Regions from separate parts of the Mus musculus genome. Here region 1 is linked to region 2. The links are chromatin loops, found by intact Hi-C in ENCODE. Cell type or tissue: left cerebral cortex. All regions are shown on one strand. Each heading gives the region's core, and the rest is flanking DNA. Links, peaks and the distances in the headings are about the cores only.

Region 1 (4,393 bases), core at 249-4,248, 360 kb after region 2:
GTGTGTTTCTTCTGCCTGAAGCTGAGTCTCTAACAGTCTTCCAAGAGAAGGGGAGAGAGAATCTGGGATGGAGTTCACGGAGCTGGGGGGGGGTCTGTAAAGGAAACAGCGGGCCTAGTGTTTCTTGGTACTCACAGCTCTGCAGCATCTCTGTCAGTGTCTCCACAGACGCTTTCTCGGCACTCTCAAATCCCGCCTCTGTCAGCAAGGAGCTCACAACCACTTGCAGGGTCCTCCTCCGGGCCAGATGGTAGTTATCAGCAGGGTTAGTGGATTGCTTACTTCCCGGTCTCTGGAAATCAGAAGCCCAGAGTGAGACTTTGAACCACTAGATGTGTGTGTTTTGCGCGCGTGTGTGTGTTCCTGCGAGTGCAGGTGCCGCGCTGGCCCGGATTCCGTGAAGCAGGAGTTACAGGTGATTGTGAGCCACTCCACCAAACTCAGGTCCTCTGAAAGACCAGCAAGTCCGTCTTAACCACTAAACCATCTCTCCAGCCCCATTCACTTCTTTCTGGAGCAAAGTTACAGGAGCGGGTCTGTGGTGGGCACGCCTTTATTCCCAGCACCCGGGAGGCAGAGGCAGGCGCGAGAGGAGGCAGGAAGAGAGAGGGAAAAGCAAAGGAAGAATATATACACGAATGATGGTACTGAGCGAATAAATCTACTATCTTCTTGTCCCATCACACCATTTCAGTAACCAGGAAAATTAAACCAGCTACCACCACAGGATGCAGAGGAGAGCTAGGCATCACCGCAGAGAAAGGCAGAGCAAGTAAATATTTTACGAAGTTCCAACTTCGGCCGGCCAGTAAGAGGATAAAAACAGCCTCTTCAGACCAATCAGAAGGAGTTCCGGGTTCCCACCTCAACAAGGAACAAGCCAATCAAGTCTCAGATGCAGCAATTCAGGAGGCCGCTGCCAAAAGCCAAGCAGCGGGGACCGCCTACGGCCAGAGATACTCTCCAGCCCCGGGTCTCAGAGCGGGCCTGGGCTTCTCGGTTCGAGACCGTGGCCCAAACCGTGGGAGAGATCCAGAAGACCCAAACTCTTTCGGCTTCACGCCGCGCCTCTCCACCCTTACCGTTCCGGAGCCACCAGGCCCGGCCGCCGTGTCAGCCATCTTGCTCTTGCGTAGTGTGCGTGAGCGCGGGGCACGATGGGACTTGTAGTTGCGGGGTGGGAGGTGGAGAAGGGCGGGGCCGCGGGTGCCCCGCCTTATAGAAAAGCTCTACGAACACGTGTGAGTCTGGGGTGGGGGTGGAGGGAGCTCGGGATAGCCCAAGCTCACGTGGCGTTGTGTGACCCAAGCTTTCTTGGACACTTAAGTCAGTAGCTGTAGCAATTGATCTGGAAGACGCACTGTGAGATGCACTGAGTTAAAAGAAACATATTTTGTCCAGGAGCCTGCCGTCTGTAATCCTAGCACTTTGGAGCTGAGACCAGAGGATCTAGAGTTCCAGGCTAGCGTGGGCTATGCAATGAATTAAAGGCCAGTTTAGGACTACATAAGGAGACCCTTTCCCTGAAAAGAAAAGAATAAAAATAAAAACAAAAACAAAGCCATTTGTATGAAGTAAGTTCTCAGAAATACACTAAGAATACAATTTGGGTCTGGAGAGATGGCTCAGCGGTTAAGAGCACTGATTGCTCTTCCAGAGGTCTTTAGTTCAATTCCCAGCAACCACGTGATGGCTCACAACCATCTACAATGAGAACTGGCGCCTTCGCAGGGCCTTGGTGGTGCACGACTTTAATCCCAGCACTTGGGAGGCAGAGGCAGGTGGAGTTCTGAGTTCGAGGCCAGCCTGGTCTACAGAGTGAGTTCCAGGACAGCCAGGGCTACAAAGAGAAAACCCTGTAAAAAAAAAAAAAAAGAAAAAGAAAAAGAAAAAGAAAAAGAGGGGCTGGTGAGATGGCTCAGCGGTTAGGAGCGCCGACTGCTCTTCCAAAGGTCCTGAGTTCAAATCCCAGCAACCACATGGTGGCTCACAACCATCCGTAATGAGATCTGATGCCCTCTTCTGGTGTGTCTGAAGACAGCTACAGTGTATATAATAAATAAATAAATATTTTAAAAAAAGAAAAAGAAATCTGGCGCCCTCTTCTGGTGTGTCTGAAGACAAGACCAATATACCCACATGTATGCAATAAATAAATATTTAAAAACAAAAAAACACTTTGGTTCTGCTTGCTCTTCCAGAGGTTCTGAGTTCTATTCCCAGCAGCCACATGGTGGCTTACAATTATCGGTAATGGGATCCAATGCCCTCTTCTGGTGTGTCTAAAGACAGCTACAGTGTGTGTATTCATATAATTGAAACAAATAAATCTCTTTTAAAAATACACTTTGGGGCAGAGAGGTGGCTCAGTAGTTAAGAACACATACTGGGCTGGAGAGATGGCTCAGTGGTCAATCAGAGCACTGACTCTTCTTCCTGGGGTCCTGAGGTCCTGAGTTCAATTCCCAGCAACCACATGGTGGCTCACAACCATCTGCAATGAGTTTGGATGCCCTCTTCTAGTGTGTCTAAAAGACAGCTACAGTGTACTCATATACATAAAATAAATAAAATCTTAAAAAAAAAAAAAAGAACAAACACATACTGCTCTTGGAGATGACCCAAATTTGAGCACTCATATTGAGTGTCACAACTGCCAGGTAGATGATGGGAACTGAATCTCTGGAAGAGAAGAGTACTCTTAACTGGAGCAACTTTGCCCCTTGAATGTCATGGTGGTTTGAATAAGAATGGACCCCCTAGGCTCAAATATTTGAATGCTAAGTCACCAGAGTTGGGCAATTTGTTAGAGGAGAGGTGTCACTGGAGGTGGGCTTAGAGGTTTCAAAAGCTTACACCTGGCCCAGTGTCTGTCTGTCTGTCTGTCTCTCTCTCAATCCCTGCCTCTCTGTCTCTGAGTGTGAGCCTCTGTCAGCCTGCACACCAGGATATAGCATAGGGTCCTCAGCTATTGTCCCAGCGCCATTTACACAGCCATGCTCCCCACCATGACTGATAAACCTCTAAAACTGCAAGCAGACCCAATTAAATGCTTCTTTTTACAAGAGTTGCCTTGGTCGTGAGTGGTGTCTTCAGGCAACAGACCAATAACAAAGACAAACACCCTACCCTGATTATCCTACCCATTCCTTCTCCAGAGATCCGGGGCTACAATAATTCACCGTCTTACTCAATGTAAGTAGTGCTAGGGGAACCCGGGGTTTTCTTGCAAGTTAGGCAACAGCCTATACCTGGGTGCTGGCTTTTGTCTTACCACCAAGCTCCTTGGGTGATTCTCCTGCACTGTTGCCTCTAGTGTTTACTTAGTGAGCGTAGAAGCCTGTCTCTCTCACCCCCAGAACTGTGTGCCCATGTTACCCATCAGCCTCTACGGTCTGGAAATTCTTCAAGAGAGACTGCCTCTCCTTATCCATCCTAATCTAGGGGACAGGGGCAGGGGTGGTTATGCCTGGCCAGATGCTGTCGCTGGGTTTGAATCCTAAGGCTTGTTAGCCTTCAAACTCTGGTCACAGTTACCTAACCTCACCGTGCCTCAGTCTCCCCCACGTGATAACTGGGGGCCCAGGTGAAATAACGGGTGAGATAACAGGTGTCGCGGGTACCTGGGTTTGTGGTAAGAGTTAAGAACTCAGGTCTACTGTTTACTTCCTGGGCAGCGTTCGCCAGGAATTGCAGATACTCAGAAGGCATCCCTCTGCAATGTGTACCCCTAAGCCTGACGGAGCAACCCCGCCCCGGCCCAAGGTCTGTAGACCCGATGAATAGAGTAGGGTTCAGAGCTGGATGACCTTTCTCGTGCCTGCTTCGCTGGGTGTCAGAGACCAGACCCAGGCAGAGCTCAGCACCCAGCGCCTTTGTCTCACCCGCCCCCTCGTCCCCACTTCCTGCTCAGCTTCCAGCTCGAGTTCTGCGGTGCAGCGCGGACTTTGTAAACACCGCGCGCCTGTGGGGGTGGACACTCGCTTTGTTTGGGTGCCCAGGAAACGGAGTGCACGCCCCTGGTCTGTCTGTGGCCGGCGGGGTTGTGATCACTCGTACTGCCCAAAAACAGATGTCCTGCAGCGAGAGAGAGAATGAGAGGCCACCTTCTAAGCTCGGTGAGTTCATCTGCCAAGAGGTAGGCTTGGGGGCAGCAGAAGCCAGAATACACGTGATGTCCGCATTGCCAGCTTTACCTAGGATGTTACTAAGATGTCCAGGCTGGAGATCTAGAAGTGGAAATAGCAGGTGGGTGGGTTCAGTGGTTCCCTCTCACCTCAGTTTTGGCCCCAAAAGTAGCTTACTTTCCCACTGAGTATGATATATTGACCAGAGTTAGCTCCTCAAAGGTCAGAGAAGTCCCCAGAAGTCTCCAAGCCACCAAAACGTGTGT
Region 2 (4,393 bases), core at 323-4,322:
ATGGATTTTTTTAAAAATACTTTTAATTGTGTTTTTGTTCGTGAGTCTGCATGTGGGTATGTACACATGTGAGTGCAGATTCCTGCTGAGGCCAGAGGCGTGGGGTCTCCTGGAGCTGCAGTTATAGGCAGTGGTGACCCTCCTAGTGGGTGCTGGGAATGAAGTTCCGGTAGTCTGCCAGGAGCAAGCAGTTAAGTGCCCTTCACTACTGCTGAGCCACCTCTCCAGCCCTGTTGTAGATTTATTAAAAAAAAAAATCCTAATTATACGTGCTGCTGTAGAGGGAGCTTGTACTTTCAGGCACCCAAAATAATTTCAGTTCATCTTCGAAGTTTCCTCTCCAGCCAGCTGGCTGGATGATCTAATGCTGAGTCAAGCTTGAGGTTAGTTAAGCTGTTGTTCCCGGGCAGCAGGTAGCTTTGGGGAGGCGAAGTGGACCCTCAAAGCTTAGTGTGAACTTGCCTGATGAGCTCACATGTGGGCTATTGCAATTCGTGCGAGTGGTGATAGGGTCCTTACTGACTGACGGTGTATGGTGACTTCCGGGACCTGGACTGCCACTCTGGGCTTTTCGGGAGAAAGCTCTAGATGGTTTTATTGACTTTGGATATTGACCCAGAAAAAATAAGGATCCAGACAGGTGCTCCAGACCTGCCCTGGAGCCACACATTTCTGAACTCACGAAACTGTGTGGCTGAAACAGGGAAGAGGGCTGGAGTCCTCAGAGATCTTGTGGGAAGGCTACAATCTTAAAGGATCTTGTGGGTTAACCGTATTTTTAGATTTTCATATTGGAGAGTAACTGGTGAGGTTAAAATATAGTTGAGATTTTTCTCTTTATCCCCACCCTGTCCGGAAAGGGACTAAAACCCGCCGGATTGCAGTTACTGGTATGCTTATCCACTGATGGATATGGGCGTGCGTGCCTGCGTATATGCGTGCGTGCTTGCGCGCATGCGTGTGTGCATACGCAAGCCAGATGTCAGTGTTGCCTGTTTCCTCCTCAGGTGCCCTGTCACCTTATTTAACTTATTTATTCATTTGACTTTTATTTGTGTATATGTGTACCCCTGCGCATGCGTGGCGGTCTAGGGTAGCTTGTGGGAGCTGATTCTCTGCTTCCACTTTGTGGGTTCTGGAGGTCAAACTTAGGTTGACAGTCTCTGTGGCATATGCCCTTACCATGTGTCCCCACCTGTCCCAGGCCTCGGTCCGGCCCTTTTCACTTTAAATTTTGAAACGGAATTTCTCACTGAATCCGGAGCTCATTCATTCAGTGGCTGGCCAGTGAACTCCGGGACCCCATCCTCCTGTCTCTGCCTCCTTGTGCTCCACTATAGCCCCATGCCATCGTGTTTATTGTTTCGCTTGTCTTAGGTGGGTGATGGAGATCTGAACTCGGGGTCCTTCTGCCTCTGCAGCTGCCACTTTACCCACTGTGCCATCCTCCCCGGGGCTGCATTTTAAAGAACTATTAAAGTCTTTCTATGTGAATTGCTCCATGAGTCTTTTAGAAAAGCTCTTCTGAGTTAAAGGACAGACACAACCACCAAAAACCCCTCTGGGATGTTTTCTAAGAATTTGAAATTCCCAGAGTAGCCACTTAGAGGAATTCGGGCCGAGGAAATGAATATTTAGGTTGTTTGTTTCCGCCTAGAGGACAAGAAGCTAGGAGCGGTGTGGGTCATGCTGGCTACTGATCTACTGACATTGAAAATACTTTTAGAGGAAGAAGAGAAGGAAAAATAAAACTTAGGGTCTAAATGGCTATGAGAATTTTGGGATCACATAGTGTGGGGTTATCATTATTATTTTAATTTCTGACTTGAGAAGCCCTGATTTTCATTTATACATTTAGCAGCCACTTTCATTTTATTTTATTTTTTTTAGATTTATTTATTTATTATGTGCAGAAGCCTTTTTTTGCCTTGTATGTCTGTGTATTATCTTGTGCATGCTCAGTGCCCCCAGTGGCCACAAGAGGGCATTGGATCCTCTAGAACTGGAGTTATGGGGGGTGTGAGTCACCATGTGGGTGCTGGGATTGAACCTGGGTCCTGAGCTGTTGCTCCAGCCCAGTTAGCTTATTCTTTCATGAGCACGTGCTATTTGCCGGTCGCATTAAGGTACTGGGAATCTTGGAGATTATAAGACATGCTTCTCTCTCTGGCCACCACGGGTGGATGTGGGCAGAGGTGGATGCTGCAAACTGGGATACATACATGCTCTTGTGAAGTAGGGACCAGGCAGAAGATCTAATGCAGCCTCCTTGAGGAGTAGGGTGGAGAAGACAGAGTGGCCATGCAGCAGAGAGCATGTGTGGCTAGCTTTAGATCTGTAGGAAGCTAGGGGAGGTCTAGGTATGGGGGAGGGAGCCTTGAATGGCCATTCAGAGCCCTGTGGGCCTTGGGAAGGGTTGGATTTCCATCTCTTATTTTTAGTGCTAAATCTAAATAACTCTTTACACATGTCAAGCAAGTGCTGTGCCACTGAGCTATGCCTCTAGCTCCTCCCCTCCCCTCCCCTCTTCCCTCCCCTCCCCTCCCTTTCCCCCTTCCCTCCCCTCCCCCTCCCCTCTCTCTCTTTCTTTCTTTCTCTTTTCTTTCTTTCCTTCCTTCTCCCTGTCAATTGCTAAAGAGATTCTTATTTTGTGTGTGTCTGTCTGTCTGCCTGTGTAGACTGTGACTGCTCTTAAACTCATTCCCTACCCCAGGCTGGCCTTGAACTAGTTTCAATCTTCTTGCTTTATCCTCTGAGTAGCTAGGATTACAAGGCCTATAGCCTTGGACTCTGCTTAAATATTTGGATTTTTTAAAAATTACATTTCGATATGTGTATGTGTGTGTGTGAATGTGTGTGAGTGTAAGTGTGTATGAGTGTGTATGATTGTGAGTATGTGTATAAGTGTATGAATGTGTATGAGTGTGAGTGTGTGTGTGTGTGTGTGTGTGTGTGTGTGTGTGTGTGTGTGATGCTCATGAAGGGTCAGTGTGATGGTTGAGAGGGACCACACTGTGGAATGAAAAAAACCTGATGAGAACTGACTTCTTCAAATTGTTCTTTGACATCTACACGCACAGCATGGCCGGAGCCCATCCCCCCCCTTCCCCATCCCAACACCACCCCCTCTCCCCCTGATGGGAGTGATCAGAGGAGAGGGCTGATTGATTTCGAGAAATGGGCTGGATCAACTGAGAGAAGCTGTCCAGCAGGTCTGAGGGGGAGGCTCTGTCTTTTGCAGTGGGGAGTGATGTGTCCTCCATCCTGTACTGAGGGTACAGCTAGAGTGAGGATATGAGTGGCCAGACAGGAGTTCTATGATGCTACGATACACTGCTCCCCTTTCCTGTACCCCAGGCCAAGGCTGCATTGTCCTTGGGAAGGGTCGAGACTCAGAACCCTGACCAGATACTCCAAGGGTTAAAACTGCATCAGAAATTACACTGCATTTTTTTTTCCTGATCATTTGACCGCATTACTGAGCAGCATAGAGAAAGAACAGATTACTTTTGCTTAAGGAAAAACAATCTTCAGTTTTTGGGGGGCCTTCCGTTTGATTTATTAGCCAGCTACGACTAGAAAAAAGACCTTAGCCCTGTTCAAGAGGTGAGGCATGGTGCTGTATGTTTTGAACCGGAAGCTTAAAACCAAAAACAAATGAACGAACGAACGAACAAACAACTACAAAACATACTGAACATTTGGTCAAGTGCTTGCGGGGACTGCATGACGCCCTGGGTTCAGTCTCTACCGCTGTATCAGTCAAGTGCCGTGCTACACACACCTCAAATCCTAGCCAGGGAGGTAGAGGCAGGAGGACCCAAAGTCCAGGAGTTCGAGGCCCATCTGGGATGCACAAAACCCTGCGTGAATAGGTGCCTCTCATTTGTTCTGCTGTTTGTAAACGCATCTCCTTATCATATGCTGTGACCTCTACTTGACAGTGGGGCTTATGTGGCAAGTGGGTGGGTGAGGAGGGAGTTCAAAGATCTGATGTCCAGTTGTGCTCCCAGCTGCTTCTGGTCTCTAACAGGAGGATGACAACACCTGTCTCCTCCTCCCCTCCTACAGTTGTGCATGGAGGGATCAGACAAGGTCTGCAAAGTGTGGACTCTGAGAGGCTTCGCAAGCAGTCAGGAGGTGGCCACTCATCTGCAGCTCATCTTTAGTTTCTGATGTGAAACCTGAAACTCTTTCCTTAGTTCCCAGAGCCTCTCCTAAAAGCACTGTGAGTCTCCTCCCACTCTTGCTCCCTCCCTGTAGTCGCTTTCAGTTTGGGGTTTTGTCTCGTGGCCCCCAAGTCGGGCATCAGAAATGCTGGCTGACAAAATGCCAATGGAGACAGATTCAAACTCTTGACTTTGTAGGCAGAATGTGAGACAGTCTTCCCAAA

What was found. Peaks named below come from ENCODE experiments on the same cell type or tissue, not always from the same donor. Only the 100,000 strongest peaks of a DNase experiment are listed, where the experiment ranks them.
Region 1: it touches region 2 in a loop (2.2-fold over the local background); 1 of 42 quality-filtered maps calls a loop at or near these places.

What each region holds. Positions count from the first base shown.
Region 1 is chr17:47,501,149-47,505,541 of GRCm38, forward strand. It overlaps Taf8 (TATA-box binding protein associated factor 8), which reads right to left and starts at 1,143. Exons shown (of 9, transcript NM_022015.4): 1 at 1,083-1,143; 2 at 136-292. The coding sequence starts at 1,121. It also overlaps a transcript of Ccnd3 not described here. In left cerebral cortex, for the core only: CTCF peaks have their summits at 1,038 and 2,092 (motif pointing left); DNase peaks (open chromatin) are centred at 912, 1,104 and 3,941; H3K4me3 peaks cover 1,932 bases; H3K27ac peaks cover 1,750 bases.
Region 2 is chr17:47,144,839-47,149,231 of GRCm38, forward strand. It overlaps a transcript of Trerf1 not described here. Among named protein-coding and RNA genes, the nearest start is that of Gm41589, 7.3 kb to the left of the region's middle. In left cerebral cortex, for the core only: a CTCF peak has its summit at 1,974 (motif pointing right); DNase peaks (open chromatin) are centred at 428 and 2,025; H3K27ac peaks cover 166 bases.